Regions from separate parts of the Homo sapiens genome. Here region 1 is linked to region 2. The links are chromatin loops, found by intact Hi-C in ENCODE. Cell type or tissue: heart left ventricle. All regions are shown on one strand. Links, peaks and the distances in the headings refer to the core of each region. The heading gives the core; the rest is flanking DNA. Region 1 holds the start of LINC01766 (long intergenic non-protein coding RNA 1766). Region 2 overlaps FFAR1 (free fatty acid receptor 1).

What was found. Hi-C counts contacts between places; a loop is a spot of excess contacts. Peaks named below come from ENCODE experiments on the same cell type or tissue, not always from the same donor. Only the 100,000 strongest peaks of a DNase experiment are listed, where the experiment ranks them.
Region 1: a loop joins it to region 2, with 5 times the contacts of the local background. A loop is called at or near these places in 9 of 110 quality-filtered maps.

Annotation. Positions count from the first base shown.
Region 1 is chr19:35,587,769-35,598,404 of GRCh38, reverse strand. LINC01766 (long intergenic non-protein coding RNA 1766) reads right to left here and starts at 510. Exons shown (of 3, transcript NR_110750.1): 1 at 448-510. RefSeq lists an enhancer at 1,614-1,753. In heart left ventricle, for the core only: a CTCF peak has its summit at 5,942; no DNase peak of the experiment used is centred there; H3K27me3 peaks cover 2,633 bases.
Region 2 is chr19:35,348,732-35,359,367 of GRCh38, reverse strand. FFAR1 (free fatty acid receptor 1) reads right to left here. Exons shown (of 2, transcript NM_005303.3): 1 at 8,530-10,636; 2 at 5,504-8,163. The coding sequence starts at 7,816. The coding sequence ends at 6,914. FFAR3 (free fatty acid receptor 3) reads right to left here and starts at 908. Exons shown (of 2, transcript NM_005304.5): 1 at 719-908; 2 at 1-488. The coding sequence starts at 477. RefSeq lists silencers at 4,240-4,339, 10,136-10,336 and enhancers at 6,316-7,182, 8,972-9,111, 9,152-9,201. In heart left ventricle, for the core only: CTCF peaks have their summits at 6,230 and 6,429; DNase peaks (open chromatin) are centred at 6,387, 6,767 and 7,477.

The DNA of each region.
Region 1 (10,636 bases), core at 1,197-9,196, 240 kb before region 2:
AAAGTGCTGGGATTACAGGTTTGAGCCACTGTGCCTGGCCAGAGTACCCCATTTTTAAAGAAAAAAAAGGATTTTTTTCCTTTTTCTTTTCCCCCCATCTCCTACTTAACTCTTTAGGAATGCAACTGTAACCTCCCTACATGGCAAGCTTATCTAACAATATGTTTACTTAGAAGTTCCAGGGACTGAACCTTGAAACAAATCAGGCACCCCCAGAATTCTCTCCCATCAGATTGCCTTGAGACAATGGTCAATTTCTCTTCTCACGATGGTGACAGCTAGAACACCTGATAGATAAGACATCAAAGCATGTCACATAGACCCCACACCTCCTTGCCCCCCACCTTTATGTCATTCACATCAAGCCCCCCTTTAAAAGTCCCTGCTTTCTGTCCTGAAAGCTGAAGCAATACCCTTAAGGCAGGAACCTGTACCTCTTCCCCTCACCTGAGCTCTGGAATAAAGTCACCTTCTTTCTACCAGAACTTGCTCTTGTTAATTGGACTCTGCAAGCGTGGAGTGACTGGACCTGTGTTTGGGTATAAAACCTTCATTATAAATTCACTGTTCCCTTATAAAACTCTCACCCTGTAAAACTTCTTTGTCTTCTGTTTTTTTTTTTTTTTTTTTTTTTTTTTCAGAGACAGGGTCTTCTCTCCCAGGCTGTAGGAGTGCAAAGGCACAATCATAGCTCAGTGCAGCCTCAAACTCCTGGGCTCAAGTGATCCTCCTGCCTCAGCTTCCTGAGTGGCTGGGACTACAGGTGCACACCACCAGGCCCAGCTAACTAAAATTTTGTTTTGTTTTGTTTTTGTTTTGCTGGGTGTGGTGGCTGACGCCTGTAATCCCAATACTTTGGGAGGCCGAGGTGGGCGGATCACCTGAGGTCAGGAGTTTGAGGCCACCTTGGCTAACATAGTGAAACCCCGTCTCTACTAAAAATACAAAAATTAGCCGGGCGTGGTGGCACGCACCTGTAATCCCAGCTACTTGGGAGGCTGAGGCAGAACTCGGGAGGTGGAGGTTGAAGTGAGCCAAGATCCTGCCACTGCACTCCAGCCTGGGTGACACAGCGAGACTCTCTCAAAAAAAAAAAAAAAAAAAAAAAATTTTTTTCTTTTGGTAGAGATGGGGTTTTGCTACAATGTTGCCCATGCTGGTCTTGAATTCCTGGGCTCAGGTGATCCTCCCACCTCTGCCCCCCAAAGTAAAACTTCTGTTAGCTCTCTCACTGTTCCTTTTATAATATCCTTTACTTCGTCCCTATGAATCCTGCGGGGTCCTGCTGTAAACCTTTCCTGTTCGCCCATAAGCTCCCTGCCCCTTTAGCTCCTCTAAGACCTTATTTGACCACCTATTCACTCCTCTTGCTGGGACTATAGGCGCCCGCCACCACGCCCGGCTAATTTTTGTATTTGTAGTAGAGACAGGGTTTCAGTCTCTACTTCTTTGTCACCTTACAAAGTCCTGCCCTGTCTCCCTCTAACACCTCTCAACTTCTGAAACCAGCTTTCTGACTCTTTGAACTCCCTCTCCAACCACGTACAACAGCCTTCCTGTTCTAAACCCGTGCCCTTGTGACATATGTCTGTGTCCACTTATATCACCCCTGAGGTTCCTTTATGATACCCTTTCTGCTCTCATCATTTCCCCTCTACTCTAACACTCCTCCTCCTACTCCTGCCCTCCTGGAACATTCCCAGGAGGGCACCTAGGTCTGGCACTATGCTCTTCCTTGATCACCAACCACAGGGGATTACCATGGCGGCCAGGCAGGCCCCGCCTCCTAGCCTGTCTCTCTACTTCTACTGGCCAATTGGAGGTGGTATGTCATAGGGTGGGAACCAACACCTGGCTTCTGATTGGTTTGATGGGGTGACAGCTCCTTCTACTCTCTCAAGTGATTGGCCAATTGAGGAATCCCTGGTTCCACCTTCAAAACAGACCTATAAATAAGCCTCATTTCCTTGATCATCTTTGTTTAAAGATTCCTCCTGAGCATCTTGAGAGAAAAGCACTACTTGGGGCAAGAGTGATGTAGGCCTCGGAGTCTTGTGTTTCAGGAAAAACACAATGCATTTTCTCTGCTCTCATACCACAACAGTCAACACAGAAGAGTTCTTTGATCAAATGTGTGGGTTCCCCCCTTTTTCCCCACCCCCTCAAGCCCCTCCAACACCAAGCAAACAATCATTTCTTTTCTTCCTTCCTTTCCTTTCCTTTCTTTCCTTCATTCTTTCCCCCTTCCCTTCCCCTCCCCTCCCTTTCCCTTTCCCCTTCCCTTCCCCTTCCCCTTTCCCTTTCCCTTTCCCTTCCCTTCCCTCTTTTCTTCCTTTTCCTTCTCTTCTTTCTTTTCCTTCTTTCTTCTTGCTCTGTCTTCCAGGCTGGAGTGTGGTGATGTGATCTTGGCTCACTGCAACCTCCGCCTCCTGGGTTCAAGTGATTCTCCTGCCTCAGCCACCTGAGTAGCTGGGACTACAGGTGCGCACCACCATGCCTGGCTAATTTTTTGTATTTTTAGTAGAGACGGGGTTCTGCCATGTTGACTAGGCTGGTCTCGAACGCCTGACCTTAAGTGATCCGCCTGCCTTGGCCTCCTAAAGTTCTAGGATTACAGGCATTACGCCCGGCCTACTTCTATTTTTTAAGTTTTTAATTTTTTTATTTTTTGAGACAGAGTCTCACTCTGTTGTTCAGGCTGGAGTGCAATGGCGTGATCTCGGCTCACTGCAACCTCCGCCTCCTGCATTCAAGTGATTCTCCTGCCTCAGCCTCCCAAGTAGCTGGGATTACAGGCACCTGCCACTATGCCTGGCTAATTTTTGTATGCTTAGTAGAGACTGGGTTTCACCATGTTAGTGAGGCTGGTCTCGAACTCCTGACCTCAGGTGATCAGCCCATCTTGGCCTCCCAAAATGCTGGGATTGCAGGAGTGAGCCACCGCGCCTGGCCTACTTCTATTTTTTTTAAGACAAGGTTTTGTTCTGTTGCTAGTCTGGAGTGTAGTGGTGTGAACACGGCTCACTGCAGCCTTGACCTCCTGGGCTCAAACAACCTCCTGCCCCAAACTTCTGAGTAGCTGGGGCTACAGGTGCAAGCCACCATGCCAGGTTAATTTTGAAATTTTTTGCAGAGATGGGGTCTCACTATGTTGCCCAGGCTGATCTTGAACTCCTGGGCTCAAGTTATTTATGTATGTATTTATTTGAGACAGGGCCTCACTCTGTCACCCAGGCTGGAGTGCAGTGATGTGATGATGGCTCACTGCAGCCTCGACTTCCTGGGCTCAGGTTATCCTCCTGCCTCAGTCTCCCAAGTAGCTGGGACTATAGGCGTGTGCCACCACACCCAGCTAACTTCTTTGTATTTTTAGTAGAGACGGAGTTTCACCATGTTTTCCAGGCTGATCTCAAACTCCTGGGCTCAAGTGATCCACCCACCTCGGCTTCCCGAAGTGCTGATATTACAGGCATGAGCCTTTGAACCTGGCTATTTTTTTTTTTTGAGATGGAGTCTCCCTCTGTCGCCAGGCTGGAGTGCAGTGGTGCGATCTCGGCTCACTGCAACCTCTGACTCCCTGGTTCAAGCGATTCTCCTGCCTCAGCCTCCCTAGTAGCTGGGATTGCAGGCATCCGCCACCACGCCCAGCTAATTTTTGTATTTTTAGTAGAGACAGGGTTTCACCTTGTTGGCCACGATGGTCTCCTGACCTCGTGATCTGCCTGCCTTGGCCTCCCAAAGTGCTGGGATTACAGGTGTGAGCCAACGCGCCCGGCTCTGGCTATTTTTTTTTTAAGTGCATTATGAAAATATTTTATAACTTGTGTGTTTAGATCATGTGCCTTAAATATGATTATTGGTATGTTTTGCTTTAGGTCTACTATTATTTGTTTTTTATTTCCACTTTTCTGTGTTTTGTTCCTTGTTTTCCCTTTTCCTTCTTTCTTTTGGATTATTCAAATACTATTTTAGTACTCCATTTTAATTTATTTATTGTGATTTTCACTATATATCTTTGCAAGTTTTAAGTGATTGCTCTACGGATTATGGTAAACACACTTAAACATTCTATAGTCTACCTAGATTGAATATTTTGCAACTTCAAGTGGAATATGGAAAACTTCCACCATATTGGTCCCTTCATTGTCTCCCATGTATGCGTTAGCTTTCACATGCATTATAAAGACATGTATTGAAAATACATCCGTCCAGGGCTGTGGCTCACGCCTGTAATCCCAGCACTTTGAGAGGCTGAGGTAGGTGGATCACCTAAGGTCAGGAGTTCAAGACCAGCCTGGCCAACATGGTGAGACCCCGTCTCTACTAAAAATACAAAAATTAGCTGGGCATGGTGGTGGGCGCCTGTAATCCCAGCTACTAGGGAGACTGAGGCAGGAGAATCGCTTGAACCCAGGAGGTGGAAGTTGCAGTGAGCCAAGATCACACCACTGCACTCCAGCCTGGGTGACAGAGTGAGACTCTATCTCCAAAAAAAAAAAAAAAAGAAAAAAAAAAAACGAAAAGAAAAACGCCAGGCACGGTGGCTCATGCCTGTAATCCCAGCACTTTGGGAGGTTGAGGAGGGCAGATCCCGAGGTCAGGAGATCGAGCCCATCCTGGCTAACAAGGTGAAACCCCGTCTCTACTAAAAATACAAAAATTTAGCTGGGCGTGGTGGCGGGTGCCTGTAGTCCCGGCTACTCGGGAGGCTGAGACAGGAGAATGGCGTGAACCCGGGAGGCGGAGCTGGCAGTGAGCCGAGACCACACCACTGCACTCCAGCTTGGGTGACAGAGTGAGACTCCATCTCAAAAAAAAAAAAAAAAAAAAAAACCCTCCCAAAGTGCTGGGATTACAGGCGTGAGCCACCATGCCCAGCAGTCATTCCTTTCAATGGCAAAAACCGCAATTATTTTTGCATCAACTACACACACAGACACACACACACACACATATCTCATGTCACCTGCAGATACAGTTTTATTTCTTCCTTTCCAATCTAAATGCCTTTTTTTCTTTTTTGAGACAGAGTCTCACTCTATTCCTCAGGCTGGAGTGCAGTGTTGGTGTGATCATAGCTCACTGCAGTCTCAAAGTCCTGGGCTCAAGTGATCTCCCTGCCTCAGCCCCCTGAGCAGGTAGGACTACAGGCATGTGCCACCATGCTTGGCTAATTTTTTAATATTTTTTGTAGAGATGGGGTCATGCTGTGTTGCCTAGGCTGGTCTTGACATCCTAGTCTCAAGTGATCCTCCTGCCTCCCAAAGTGTTAGGATTACAGACGTCAGCCACTGCGCCGGGCCCTGTTTGCGTTTTTTTCTTGCAGTGACTAGAACTTCCAGCACTATGTCAAATAGGAGTGTCAAGAGCAGACATCCTTTCCTTGTTGTTGATCTTATAGGGAAAGTATTCCATCCTTCATCATTAAATATGATATATATTTGGTGTGTTTAAATCTATTATTGTTATTACTATTATTATTATTATTATTATTTGAGACGGAGTTTTGCTCTTGTTGCCCAGGCTGGAGTGCAATGGCGCCATCTCGGCTCACTACAACCTCCGACTCCCGAGCTCTAAGCGATTCTCCTGCATCAGCCTCCCGAGTAGCTGGGATTACAGGTGACTGTCACCACGGCTGGCTAATTTTTATATTTTTAGTAGAGACGAGGTTTCACCATGTTGGCCGGGCTGGTCTCGAACTCCTGACCTCAATTGATTTACCTGCCTCAGCCTCCCAAAGTCCTGGGATTACAGGAGTGAGCCACCGCGCCTGGCCGTTATTAATATTTTTGATGTTTAAGTTGTACCACTCTGGGCCAGTGGGCGCTCCTTCAAGTTAGCTTCTATGTCGAAAATAAAAATGATTTGTTAAGAGAAAGGTAAGTGATTAACAAGTGACTCCAGCAGGTAAAAAGATTGAATTGCTACTAACGGTCGATGGGAGGCAGTGTTGTCCACCTAGTGCTTAAGAACACGGCTTTTGGTGGCAGATTTCCTGGTTCCCAATCCTGGCCCCTCAGTGAATTCGCTGTGAGACCTGCACTGTGTCTTTCCAGCTCCCTGTGCTTTATCCTCAGTCTGTAAGAATGCAGGCTATAGGGTTAGTGTGGAGACCAAAAGAATCAATACTCCGAAGCTGCTCATAACAGTGGCTTGTACTTGACTCCGAGAGTTGCTGCTTTCACCATCATAGTGAAGACAAAGTACTCAAAATCTGCTACACGAAAAAGATTACAGGCCCAGAAGATTTTGCAGGCATGTTCACTCCAACTTTTTTTTTTTTTTTTGGAGATGGAGTTTCGCTCTTGTCACCCAGGCTGCAGTGCAATGGCGTGATCTTGGCTTACTGCAACCTCCGCTTCCCGGGTTCAAGTGATTCTCCTGCCTCAGCCTCCCGAGCAGCTGGGATTACAGTTGTGTGCCACCATGCCCAGCTAATTTTTGTATTATTAGTAGAGATGGGGGTTTCACCATATTGGCCAGGCTGGTCTCGAACTCCTGACCTCAGGTGATCCACCCGCCTCAGCCTCCCAAAGTACTAGGATTACAGGCATGAGGCACCATGTCCGGCCCACTCCAATCTTTAAGAAGCAGCTAATTCCCATGACATAGAAATGTTTCCAGAACACAGAAACACATTGAATGCTTCTCAACCCATTCTGCATTGCCAGCACTGCCCCAATGCAAAGGACTGAGAACAGCCCCCAGATGAAAACTATGTAGGACCCAAATAAGGCATAAGCAAACCATATCCATCACATATTAAAAGAATAATAGAGGCCGGGCATGGTGGCTCACGCCTATAATCCCAGCACTTTGGGAGGCTGAGGCGGGCGGATCACGAGGTCAGGAGATCAAGACCATCTGGCTAACACGATGAAACCCCGTCTCTGCTAAAAATACAAAAAATTAGCCGGGTGTGGTGGTGGGCGCCTGTAGTCCCAGCTACTCGGGAGGCTGAGGCAGGAGAATGGCGTGAACCTGGGAGGCGGAGCTTACAGTGAGCCAAGATCGTGCCACTGCACTCCAGTCTGGGCGACAGAGCAAGACTCTGTCTCTAAAAAAAAAAAAAAAGAATAATAGATTGTGACCCAGTAAGGTTTTCCCAAGAGTATAAGAATGGTTCATTGTGAATAACTTTGTTAAAGGATTGAATTAAAATCTCGTATGATCATGTTAATAGATGCTGAAAAGTATTTAATATGATTCAACACAAATTTTTTTTGAGACAGGGTCTCGCTGTGTTGCCCAGGCTGGAGTACAAGGGTGTGATCATGGCTCACTGCTGCCTCTAACTCCTGGGTTCAAGTTATCCTCCCATCTCAGCCTCCTGAGTAGCTGAGAATACAGGTACCATGCCTAGCTAATTTTTTTTTCTTTTTTCAGTAGAGACGAGATCTAGCTATGTTGCCCAGGCTGGTCTCAAATTCCTGGCCTCAAATGACTCTCCTTCCTTGGCCTCCCAAAGTACTGGAATTACAGGCATGAGCCACTGTGCCTAGCCTCAATATAAAATTCTAATTTAAAAAATCTTGGCAAGCCAGGAATAGAAGAAAACATAACAAAATTGATGAAATTTTGGCTGGTCACGGTGGCTCATGCATGTAATTTCACCACTTTGAGAGGCTGAGGCAGGCAGATAATTTAAGGCCAGGGGTTCAAGACCAGCCTGGCCAACATAGAGAAATCCCATCTCTACTAAAAATACAAAAAATTAGCCCCGAGTGGTGGTGCGTGCCTGTGGTCCCAGCTACTATAGAGGCTGAGGCACTAGAATCGCTTGAACCTGGGAGGCGGAGATTGCAGTGAGCTGAGATTGTGCCGCTGCACTCCAACCTGGGTGACAGAGCCAGAGTTTGCTTCAGAAAAAAAAAAAAAAAAGATGAAATTTTTATCAGAAATCTACATCAACTGCCTGACTTAATAGTAAAACAATAGAACTAACCCATACAAGGATGGAAACAAGATTATGATGCTAATTCATATTTTGCTGAAAGGTTTAGCCCAGGAACTAAAAAAATACATATATAATGAGGTATTAAAATTGTTAAGAAATAATTCAAATTTAGCATAGACAATGTAAGTGTGTAAAATGATGAATTATTACACCAAGAAAGTTCAGTAAGTTTGCCACACAAGATATCAACATTGGAAACTCAATACCTTTCTTCTACCCCAATAATAATTTAGATTATGTAATGGAAAAAAGGATTGCTTATAATACATAAAATAAAGCTAAAGATGTACAAGTCCTATTTGATATATCATATTTATGAATAGGAAGGCTTATCATAAAGATGCTAAATCTCCCAAAACTGATAACTAAATTGATTGTAATGCAATCAAAGTCAGATAAGATTTTTTTTTTTTTGAGGTTGAGTCTCACTCCTTCGCCCAGGCTGGAGTGAAGTGGTGCAATCTCTGCTCACTGCAACCTCCACCCCCGGGTTCAAGAGATTATCCTGCCTCAGCCTCCCGAGTAGCTGGGATTACAGGCACGCACCACCACAGTGGCTAATTTTTGTATTTTTATAGAGACAGGGTTTCACTATGTTGGCCAGGCTGGTCTCGAACTCCTGGCCTCAGGTGATCCTCCCACCTCAGTCTCCCAAAGTGCTAGGATTACAGGTGTGAGCCACTGCACCCGGCCTTATTTTTTACATTTATTTATTTTGGAGACAAAGTCTAGCTGTGTCCCCCAGGCTGAAGTGCAGTAGTATCACTATGACTTACTGCAGCCTCAAAATCCTGGGCTAAAGTGATCCTCTCACCTCACCCTCCTGAGTAACTGAGACTACAGGCGTGTGCCACCACGCCTGGCTAATTTTGAAAAATTTTGTAGAAAAGAGTTATCTATCGACTTGCTGCCTAGGCTGGTCTCAAAGTCCTGGGCTCAAGCCATCCTCCTCTCTCAGCCTCCCAAAGCATTGAAATTACAGGCACGAGCCACTGTGCCTGGCCTCGTTTTGTGTTTACCTGGTGCTAAATACCAGTTGGATACCCGAGAGTGAAATTCAGGTTGGATGAAGTCTGGGAGCTGAAGTGGAGGAGGCTGGCTGGCTTTCCAAGGCCTGTAGCAGAAGGTGACACTTGGGTCTGCCTGCTGATGTTGACATGGACCATCCTAACCTGACATGGCTTTGCAGCTGAATGTGACAGGCCCAGCCTGGGCTGGATCTGGAGAGGGACAGGGATGGCTAACCCTCTAGATCTGCTAACATGACAGACAATTAGGCATCATCCTATCTGCAGGCATCCCCATAACCCAGAGCATTGTCCCACAAACACATGAGATCTGCCCAGACACCCAAGCCCACAGAGGAGACAAACTCAGCATCACAACAATTACAATTAAGGTGGACTAGGGCCTTTGTTGTTTCCTTCTATTATTATTTCCTATAGACCACCCAACAAGATGGATGTCTCTGTTGGGTATGAACTTGAAGCTGTAATCCCAGATGTGCAAGAAATAGAACTCTATTCTCCTGCATCTGCACTGGTTTGGGTGGATTGGGCTGTGGAAACAGGCCAAGCATGTCATTTGTCAACATGGTAGTCTATTTTCTGCTTGACCACATGAGGCAGTTGGGGGAAGGGAGGCTGTTCCTAGAATGGTTCAGGGACCCAGGCTAATGGGGGCTTTGCCACGTCTACAACATGTGGCCTTCTAAATCATCACATGGGTATCCCTTGCCCCGTTGGCCGGGGGAGGAGGAGTTTAGAGGAGTGTCCCAGGAGACATTGAAAAGCCAGGTTTGTTTGTGGTACATGTCAGTTCTGCTCACATTCCACAGGACCAAAGCACATTTCATGGCTGCAGAGGGGAACCTCTGAGACGTGGCCAGGCAATGTTCCCAGAACAAAGAGGCGATGGGCTCTGGGGGACAGTGAGCAGTCTCTTGCCCAGCAGCTCCATTGACTTTCTACTGAGAATCCCCATTCTCCATGGTGGTGGAAACTTAGTTCTGCTAAATATTGTGCTAAATATTCATCTGGTTCTGAACTTGGGGTTGTCCATGAAGCTTGGGCATCAGAGGCAGCCCCGGGGTGTCTGTGGCCCATGGTGTCAGTCTAGATCTCTGTTTTGATTCATGCACGATGGCTCCCTGCTTATCCCTAGTTTTCCTCTACAGTTCTGTCTCCACCTGGCACTTGGGATTCCTATGGAACCCACCTTCTTCTCACTAGGCTGGGCCATGGGGTATCCTCCTTGGCTGTCTGAGGTCATTTCTTTGTAAATGTCTACACCATGTAGCATATCTTCTTTGAGAACTTGGAGCCTCTCTAGGCCTTATCTGTGAGGAGGGATTATAGATAACAGCTGGGGTCTCTGACGCCCCTCTTCCTCAGATGCAGATTCCAGGAACCTTATGGATGTACTATTGTCTAATCTCTCTCTACATTCCCTTTTCCATGAATGGGGAACCAATGCCTTTCTGGAGGGGGGAGAGGTGGTCTTCATCAGCTATTCTGCCAAAGCTATTTGCATTTCTTGAGGACTTTCCATTCTTCTCCTAAGAGCTTGACATTTGGATGTCAGAAGCTGGAAGAGGTTTCTGTTTTCTTATTGCTGCTCTGAGACACTAGACATCTCCAATCCCAGCTCAAATGAGAAGACCCCTAGAGAATAAAC
Region 2 (10,636 bases), core at 1,563-9,562:
GATGTCCCCTGAGAATTCTATGACGTAGACCACGCTGCAGTGAGCAGAGGCCAACAGCCAGCAGGCCACACTCACCAGACCTGCCTGCCCCAGCCTCGGCCGGGTCTTGTACCACAGTGGGTGGGCCACACTCAGGAAGCGTTCAATGCTCACAGCTGCCAGGAAGAGGGCGGTGAGATAGATGGTGGTGAAGAAGATGAATCCAGAGAGTGGGCAGAGGATGAAGGGCAGGGGCCAGTGCATGCCATTGGCTGCCTCCACCATGCGGAAAGGCAGGAACAGCAGCAGGAGCAGGTCCGAGGCGGTCAGGTTGAGCAGGAGCACGTCCACGGCCACCGGGCGGCGCTGCAGCTTGCCCACGAAGACCACCAGGGCCAGCAGGTTGAGGGGGAGCCCCACCAGGAAAGTGAGAAGGTACACCGAGAAGACGAACCAGTGATTGCCGGAGAAGTAGGACTGGTCGGGGCCTGTATCCATGGTGGTGGCCACTGGTGAGAGAGAGTAACATGGAGTTGGTAGTGGGGGCCCTAACGGCCTCTGGCCAGCAGCATCTCCCCTAAAAGGGCACGAGGTCACTACGCCCACCCCTCTTGTCTCTGGGTGCCTTCCAGGCGGGGTCAGCCTGCCTGTCTTCCTGAGCATGCCCTGTCCCCTGTCCCTTCCCCAGCAGAGAAGCACCAAGGTGCTCCTCCACCCAGCCCCTCGGGCCCAGGCTCACCTGCTTCTTTGAGACCCCAAATGCTCTGCCGCACAGCACCTTGCTGTCTCTCCAGACCTAGTGCAGTTGGCTATTTATCCGGCAGAACTGATAAAGACCTGGCCGTGCCCATGACGTCACTCACTGTTGAGCAGTGGCACATAGATGCCTTGAGCTCCGTTGCCAGGGCTGGTCAGCATGCTAAAAGGGGAACAAATTCCACAACTGCGTGCCTCCCTCCTCATGCAGTCTCAGCTGGGATGCTCTAAGCAGGCCCCAGCCGACGTCTTCCTCTCCCCTTCTTCACTTGAATTTTGTCTGCTTCTCTAGAATGGCATTTATCCAATTTGCCTTGTAAGGGCAGGAAGTGTGATGCAATGACAGAGAGCGAGCTCCGTGAGGTCTGTTTCTTCCTGACTTTGTGATTTGGGGGAAATGACTTAAATTCTCCATGTTTCTGCTTTCTCCCCTGCAGAACAGAGCTCATCATAATACCCATCTCATAGATCAACGCATTAACACATGCAAATTAAAACAATATGTAGGTCGATTAAAAGATTACTAATACATGTTGAGTGGTTTGACGGAAGCCTGGCGTGTGGTCGTGAGCAGGCAGCGGATGCCAGCTGCTATTTTCCCTGTCACTGGTGCAGGATTATCTCTGGGGTGACAATGTAATAATAATAACAATAATAATGGTGGTGGCGATGATGACAGCAGCTGCCTTTTCATGGGCACATAATCCATAGCAGACACTGCTTCTAGGGCAACGCTTTTATGTCATAAAATCCTTGTCCTTCACCGTAGGGAAGTGACTTGCTCCAGGTGATACAGCTTGTGAAATGTCACCACTAGGGTTCAAACCCAAGTGCTGTCCAGTTTCACAGGTGATCTATTAGTTCATTCAAACAATCACAGGGCACAATGAGATATGATTTCACATCCACTAGAATGGCCACAAGCAAAAAGTCAGACAATGCCTATGGTCGGCGAGAATGTAGAGAGATAGGGGCCTCATTCACTGCTGGTGAGAATAATGGGAGGTGGTGTCCCTGCTTTGGAAAGCAGGTGGCAGTTGCTTAAAAAGTTAAACATAAATTCACCATGCGATCCAACAATTCCACCGTAGGTATTTACTTAAGAGAAGTGGAAACTCAGGTCTACTTAAAGACTCAGTCCTAAATGTTCACAGCAGTGTTGGTCATAGTCACCAACAGTGGAAATGTTACCTGGCAGCCCATCAGCTGGTGAGTGAATAAAAAAGTGGCACATCCATATACTGGAATTCTATTTGGCAAAGAAAAGGAATGAGCTACCCATACACACTACAGCCTTATGTTGAGTGAAACAAGCCAGACGTAAAAGACCATGTACATATATTGTCAGATTTCATTTATTTATATGATATGTCCAGAATAGGCAAAGTTATAGAGTCAGAAAGTAGACTCGTGGTTGTCTGGGGGATGGAGGTAGAAATGAAGATTAAGTTGTTTTTTTTTTTTTTTTTTTTTTTTTGAGACAGGGTCTTGTTGTCGCCCAGGCTGGAGTGCAATGGTGCAATCTTGGCTCACTGCAAACTCTGCCTCCCGGGTTCAAGAAATTCTCATGCCTCAGCTTCCTAAGTAGCTAGGATTACAGGTGCCCGCCACCACGCCTGGCTAATTTTTGTATGTTTAGTAGAGATGAGGTTTCGCCATGTTGGCCAGGCTGGTCTCGAACTACTGACCTCAGGTGATCCGTCCACCCCAGCCTCCCAAAATGCTGAGATTATAGGCGTGAGCCACCCCGCCTGGCCCAAGATTAAGTTTAAATGAACATGAAGTAAAATCCTTTACTAGGGTCATGAAAATGTTCTAAAACTAGCTGATGGTAATGGACTCACACCTCAGTAAATTTACTAAAAATCATTGAATTGTACACTTAACATTGGTGAATTTGATGATATGTACATAATATCTCAATTAAGCTGTTAAAAGTGCAGCAGTAGGCTGGGTACGGTGGCTCAGGTCCGTAATTTTAGCACTTTGGCAGGCTGAGGTGGGAGGATTGCTTGAGCACAGGTTGTTTGAGACTAGCCTGGGCAACATGAGGAGACCCTATGTCCACAGGGGAAAAAAAAAAAAAAAAGAGAGAAAGAAAAAAGAAATTAGCTGGGTTTAGTGGCATGTGCCTCTGGTCCCAGCTACTTGGGAAGCTGAAATGGAAGAATCGCTTGAGCCCAGGAATTCAAGGCTGCAGTGAGCCATGACTGTGTCACTGCACTCCATCCTGAGCAACAGAGTGAGACTGTGTCTAAAAAAAAAAAAAAAAAAAAAAAACAACACGCAGTTGTGAACAAAAAGTTTTTGCTGTCATGCTGTTTACATTACATTTGGTGGTGAGGGCTTGGGGGATGGAGTAGGGGAAGGATCATGAAGACGTGGATACTGAAGAGGCAAAGAGCCACTGGAGGGAACATTGGGGCAGGGGAGTCACGGGTGCACAGACTTGGCCTGCTGGGGGAGCTGATAGGAGGTTTGGGTCTCACAGGAGTGAGAGGCGCCTGGGGTGGATCACACTGAGTCTCCTGGGCCCCAGGGAGGCACTGGATTTGCCCTAAGTGGGGGGAGGCAGGAGGAACTGGGAGAAGCAGCCCAGTACCCAGCAGGGGCTATGGAGCAGGAGTCAAAGAGAGTGGGCCCTGGCACCCTGTGATGCGGGAGGAGGCACTGGGGCTCCCTGGGGTGGAGTTTGGGTTTTTACTGAAATTCCCTGGTGTTGTCACTGCACAAGTGCCGGGCTTGTTTCTGGCTTCCAAAAGAAGTTACTTAATTTCTCTGGCCTGTTTCCATATTGATAAAACAGACATAGAACTTTCTTTGGAAGGCTAGTAGAGGCATTCATTCATTCATTGAGCGAACATTTACTGAGCACCTACTGCGTGCCACTCTGTCTTCTGGGCGCTGGGGATATATCATCAATTACAAGAAAAATCCTTGCATGCGTAGACATTTCAGCCTGAACAGAGCTCATTTGTAGAAATTGGTGCGTGCACCCCAGCTGGTGGCTGCCATTTGTTGTGCTCCAATACATCATCATGTGCATGGCATTGCTGTAATTTAGAGCAGGTGCCCAGGTGTCTGTCTCCTTCACAGCCACAGCCACTCCCTTCTGACCTCCCTCTCATGGATGTGGGATGCTATCCTTTGCGAAATGGACCACAAATACAGGGTTAACCCCCACACCCCCAGGTTTCCCAAATGTCCCCTGGCTCTTGGGGGTTCTGCTTGGAAGGATCACATCCTGCTTTTACCCCTTCCTTGCTGTAGGGCCTTAGGCAAGTTTCTTCATCCCATTCCAGGATCGTAGCTACCTGGTGCAGCACCTTTGTGCAAATTAGGTGCTCCCTTTCCAGAGGAGCCCATCCCGCACCAAGTGCTGCCTAAGGAGTGGCTGGTGTATTTCTTCAAATTAGAACACAATACTCCTTCCCTTGATGCAAGCAAGGCAGGCATGTGGCTTGTTGAGCAAAGCACAGGCTAGAATTTAGTCAGTGTTTGCTCCTCTGCCCAGTACCTTCGTGTAGTGAACACCCGCTCATCCGTACGGCAGTGGCAAGGCTAAACCACAGCGTTGTGTGAAGCTGAAGTGAGACAACACTCACTGTAGACACTCAGCGTGACACCCATCACGTATTACAGACTATATAGTTGACCTTTGAATAGCACAGGTTTGAACTGTGCAGGTCCACTTACTTGTGGATTTTTTTCAATAAATACATTGGAAACATTTTCAGAGATTTGCAACAATTTGAAAAAACTTACAGAGGAACTACAAGCCTAGAAATATATTTTTAAAATTAAGCAAAAGTTAAGTATGCCACGAATACAAAAAATATATGTAGGTACTAGTCTATTTACTGCCACTAGTCTATTTACTGCCATACATACTAGTCTATGTATGCCAAAATGGATACAAAGCTTTTTTTTTTTTTTTTTTTGAGACAGGATCTGGCTCTATTACCCAGGCTGGAGTGCAATGACATGATCTCGGCTCACTGCAACCTCTGCGTCCCAGGCTGAAACCATCCTTCCACCTCAGCCTCCCAAGTACCTGGGACTACAGGCACACGCCACCATGCCCAGCTAAATTTTTTGTATTTTTGGTAAAGACAGGGTTTCTCCATGTTGCCCAGGCTGGGCAAATCTCTTATAGAAAGTTAAAATTGGCAGGGTACCGTGGTTCACGCCTGTAATCCCAGCACTTTGGGAGGCCGAAGCGGGTGGGTCAACTGAGGTCAGGGGTTCGAGACAGGCCTGGCCAACATGGTGAAACCCCATCTCTACTTACAATACAAAAAATTAGCCAGGTGTGGTGGTAGGTGCCTGTAATCCCAGCCACTTGGGAGGCTGAGGCAGGAGAATTGCTTGAACCTGGGAGGCGGAGGTTGCAGTGAGCCAAGATCACACCATTGCACTCCAGCCTGGGAGACAGAGCAAGACTCTGTCTAAAAACAAAACAAAACAAAAAAGTTAAAATTTATCAAAAATATATGCACGCAAACACAAACTCTATTTGATGCCATTTGAAGTCAAGAGAAATGCAAGCAAACATAAAGATGTGCAGTATTAAAGTCATAAGTGCATATTTACTGTAGACATACTGTACTCCTATAATAATTTCGTAGCCACCTCCTGTGCTTTCTCCGTGAGCTCAACTGTTGAGTATCTGCTTCCAACACCACGTGAAGCTAATCACCTCCTGGTGAGCAGTTCTCGCCAGTACACTGTGTACAGAAGTAAAAAGTGATCTTTCATAGTCATTGCATATGTTTCACCATGTTTAATGCAATACCGTAAACTTTGAATAACCCCCTTGGCCCCAAATGCGGGGCCACTAGTGATGCCAGAGCTGCTTCCAAGAAGCAAAGAAAAGTCATGACATTATAAAAAAGGGTTGAACTGCTTGATATCTACCACAGATTGAGATCTGCAGCCGCGGTTACTGCCGCTTGAGACAGACAACTTCTCTTATAAACAGACAACAAAACTTACAGTATTGATAAATACAGCACAGTGCTGTGAAGGTATTTTCTCTTTCTAATAATGTTTTCAGTAACATGTACTTTTCTCTAGCTTACTTTATTGTAAGAATACAGCACATAATATATATAACATACAAAATATGTCTTTTTTCTTTTTTTTCCAGAGACAGGATCTTGCTCTGTCACCCAGGCTGGAGTGCAGTGGTGCGATCATGGCATTGCAGCCTCAATCCTGGGCTCAAGGGATCCTCCCACCTCAGACCCCTGAGTAGCTGGGACTACAGGCACGCACCACCACGCCCAGCTAATTATTTTTATTTTTATTATTTGTAGAGGTGGGGGTCTCACTATCTTGCCCAGGCTGCTCTTGAACTCCTGGCTTCGAGCAGTCTTCCCGCCTCGGCCTCCTAAAGTGCTGGGATTACAGGCATAAGCCACTGTGCCTGGCTTCAAATATGTCTTACTCAATTGTTTATATACTGGGTAAAGCTTTTGGTCAACAGTAGGCTATTAGTAGTTGAACTTTGGGGGAGTCAAAGTCATGCACAGATTTTCCACTGCGTGGGGTTCGGCACCCCATCCCCACGTTGTTCAAGAGTCAACTCCGTAGCCTTTGCCCATCACTGCGGGACCTTGCATTTTCCCTCCCCGGCTGAAGCATCTTTTCCTGCCAGCCTCCGTTCCAAGCTCCAAGGCTGCCCCCTTGCGAGTTTCACATGGTATAACAGCGTCATTATCCTGCCTCCTGCCTCCTCTCCTACTCGGAAATCAAATGTTCTCTCCTGGGAACTGATTTCAGAGTAGCTGTCCTCAAGTGCATCACCGGAGTGGCAGTTCCTGTGGGTCAGAAACAGACTGCCTCCTCCTTCCCGTAAGTACAAGGCCTCTGCTCGCGGCCCACGGAAGACAGGCAGGTGAGGACGTGCAGAGGGGAGAGAAAGATAGGCGAGGAAGGGACAAACTTCCTCGACACGTGCAGGGGCAAACTTACCTCCCCCTGCCACCGTGCTCTGGCTCGGTGCTCCTCTCTTGACTGGGGTGCTGCCCTCAGCAGGCGCCGCTCTCTGCTTGAGTGGCTCCAGGGAGGCCTCCGGGCCAGGCTGCCCTGCAGTTCCTCCGAAGCAGCCCCCCGCAGGGGCCTGGAGAAGCAGCCGGGCCCTCCTGCCCCATGCTCCTTCCCCCGAGCAGTGGCGTTACTTCTGGGACTTGCCCCCTTGCGTTCTTGCCGCACACACTGTCTTCAGGCCAGGACCCCTTCCCAAGTAACCGGTCACCAGCGGATTAAGCACCACACTCCAGGCACCCGTGATGAGCCCCAGCTTCCGCCAGGAGCCTCCTAGATTGGGGTACAGGAAGCTGGCCACGTTGGAGGCGTTGTAGGGTCCTACGCAGAGCAGCAGCGTGAGGAGGGCCCCGCCGGCCACCCAGGCGGCCCGCAGCTTCCGCCTGTGCGTCAGGCCGGAGCGGGCCAGTGCCCGGAGGCAGCCCACGTAGCAGAAGGCTGTGATGGCCAAGGGCAGAAAAAAGAGCAGGAGAGAGAGGCTGAAGCGGGCCGGGCCGGCAGAGGCCGGGTCCCAGGCCTCCAGGCAGACCGGAGAGCCGTTGACCGGTGTGTTGATGCCCAGGGAGGTGTTGCTGTGGTCCAGCCAGCCTCCTGGAGCCTCCAACCCAAAGACCAGACCCAGGTGACACAGGACGAGGGCCCAGATGGCCGCGCACACCCCCCAGGAATAGCACGGCCTCCGGAAGGCTTGGTAGCCCAAGGGGAAGGCTGCTCCCAGGTAGCGGCCTGCACTCAGGGCGGCCAGGAAGCCCCCGCCGGCATAGAGTGGGAAGAAGTGGGCCACCGCGAAGACGGGGCACAGCGAGGCCGGCAGAGGCCAGGCCCCGGAGGCTAGCGCCTCCACCGCCTTCAGGGGCAGAGAGACTGTCAGCAGCAGGTCGGAGCAGCCCAGGTTCAGGGCGTAGACCAGGCTAGGGGTGAGACGGAGCCGGGCGTGGGCCGTCGCGCCTCGGATGGCCAGGACGTTGAGCGGGAAGCCCAGCGCAAAGGCGGCCACATAGAGGCCGAAGGAGAGCTGCGGGGGCAGGTCCATGGGGCCGCCGTCCTGGCCTGCACGGCTCCTGTGTGCAACCTGGCTCCCTGTCCTCAGATCTTGGGGCCCCGGAGAGGAGGGGCTCCTGGGATCACTCGCGGGTTCCAGCCCTGTGTGGAGAATTACAATTCACCTGGTGGGATCAGGGAGGAAACGAGGCCCACAGAGAAAGGCAGCAGTCAGGGAGCAGCGGAGCCTGGATGAGAAGCCAGGACCTGTGGCCCCCAGTCCTGTGCTTTCTCTCCACCATGTCACCTCTTAAAACCAGGGAAGCTCCTGCAGCGTCACAGGAGATAGGATGTGGCGCACAGGTCCCAGAGGAAGAAAGCTTCTCGATTTCTGAGACTCTGTGGGGAGGAGGGGTGGAGAGAATTCAGAACAGGGCTGGGCCCACAGCCTGAGCCTTCCCTGGGAATGGGAGTTTGACTCCTGAGCCCACTGCCCTCCCTGGTTCCCTGGCAAGGCAGGAGCTGCCCCCACCCCCCACCCACATTGGAAAGCCGGCGGGGCAGCAGGGAGGAGAAGGGTGTGGATAAGGTGAGGGTGTGGCCAGGGACAGGAAAAGGGGGTCCCCCAGGGAGAGCCCAAGGGTCAGCCAGGCCCCATCCATGTCACGGTTGAGCTTAGCAGTTCTCAGGGGCCACCTGGGCAGGGGGTCTGGGGGTCTGGGGAACAGTCAGGTGAAGAGAGGAGCCACAGAGAGAGGGACCCACCTCCTGGTGCTGCCAGATGTCTCTGAGGCTCAGCAGTCCCCTCAGCGGGCTGATGGAGGATGCCCGGGATGGGCAGTGAGCCGGAAGGGGAGGAGGGCGGGTGACAGGGCCATTAGCCTGAGGTTCTAGCAGCTTGGGTGAGCAGCTAATGGGGCATCCCGGCTGGAGGTGAGGCCACGCCAGAGGAGGTGAGGGGCTGGGAAGATGCAGGAACACAGAGGGGCCAGGGAGGAATTGGGGTCCTGTCTGGGTAGGGGCCGAGTGTGTAGCCAGTGCCTCTCAAGAGCAGGGCTTGGGGGCTCGGCCACAACCCAGCGCTATTCCCTCCCCAGCCCTCCTGCCTGTTCACACCTGCGCTGGGGCCAGGTCTTCTCCACCCTTGATGCACCCCTGGGCAGGTCCCGGGCCTCACTGGCTCACCCCTGACAACACAGGGTGCCCTGTGACTGCAGCCATGAAGCCATCTCCAAGTGGCAGTGGGTGTGTGGGGTAAGGAGTGATCACACCCGGGTGCGGTTCTGCACAGGCTGTGGGCTTGTTTTAGTTTTTGCGAGGAGGGCCCCTCTGTTCTCCCTCTGCTTCCGCACTAGCCCCATGGTGGTGGCTTCCGACCTTCCCAGGGCTGGAGGAAGGAGCGGGAGGAGGAAGGCAAGGGGCGGGGGCAGCCTCTGCTGACCAGCACTGGAGGGCCCAGGTTGTGGCCCCCACTCTGCCTGTCAAGGGGTGGCACAGATGTCCAAGCCGACTCCCCCCAGGGTGCATGGCTGGGGACACTGGGGGACACTCCCCAAGGCACAGGGAATGTGGCACCGGCCGGCTGCGTAGCTTCCTTCTCTCAGCCCTGGAAGTCCTCCCAGCCTTTCATGTTTCCCACTGGGGTCACCTGAGCCTCCCAGGAGGACCTAAGGAAGATTTCTAACCTCTCTGGATGCTCTCTCAGGTGTGCCCACGCCTGCTGGTGAGAAGCCAGCTCTGCTCTGTGATTCTGTCTCTGTCTCTCAATGTGCCCGTGTCTTTCTGTCTGTCTGTCAGTCTGTCTCTATTTCCTGCCTCAGAATGACAACACAGCTCTCCACATCAGTTTTCTCAGGCGTGTATGGGTCACCTGACCACTCTGCCCCTTCCGAATTCCAGGTCCCCCATCATAAACCTCTCTCTGTGTGGCCTCCTGGCAGCTCTGGTCACCAGGCTTCAGGGGGGACAGCAAGGGGGTCTCAGCCTATCACTAACTCCCTCAAAGACACCATCTCACTGCTTTTCATACCTCGGAGCCACTAAATTGGTCCATGCTCGCCTTTTTCTCGAGAGCAGCACCTGGGGTGCAGCGCCCGCTGTGAGCGGAGAACTGGCCTCCTACTGTTCAGTGTGTTGTTGGGAACTGAGAAATGGACAGAATGGAGGAAGAATCCACAGCAGTGTGGTTTCCCCTCCTGCAGCAAGAGCGAAGCCCTGGGGAGCCATTGGGTTTTCCAGATCTTCTCTGCTTTGGCCCCACCCACCTGGCGTCTGGATCTTTGCCCAAGGTCACCTTCTCCGAGGGCCTTCCCGGGTGCCTCAGCCACACTCATCCCTCCTGTGAATCTCACTTTTGTTGTCTTTCTTCAGTGCGACATCGTCTTGGCTGGCTCCTGAGCTAGAATGCCGGCCTCCTGAGGGCAAAGGCTTTGGTCTGCTTTGTCTACTACACGTTGCACAGCAGGTGTTTGGGAACCTAAATGCACGATCCATTGTCTGGACCCTGGGAGGACTGTGAGAGCTGGGGTTGTGGAGGGCGGCCTGCGTCTGGAGTCCTGGCCCCCTAGCTTCCTGGCCACCTGCTCTTCACCTGCTCTTCACGCCTCAGCAATGTCTATTGATGGCCATATCTCATGGTCAATCAGCCATGTAGTAGGTTTATGTCAGCAGCTGTGCTGAGGGACAGGGTGGGAAGGGGAAGATGCTCGATGGTTGCCAGGGAGCTTAAGCCAGGCCCTTCAGGCTTAGGACTGCCTCAGCTCCCTCCAGGGTATCTTGCCTTAAAAACCCTTGGCGGCTCTCGACTAGAGATCCCCAAGGTTGGTCCTACGCCTTATCTTTTTGGTGTCCTAACAACTGGCTCTGTACTGGG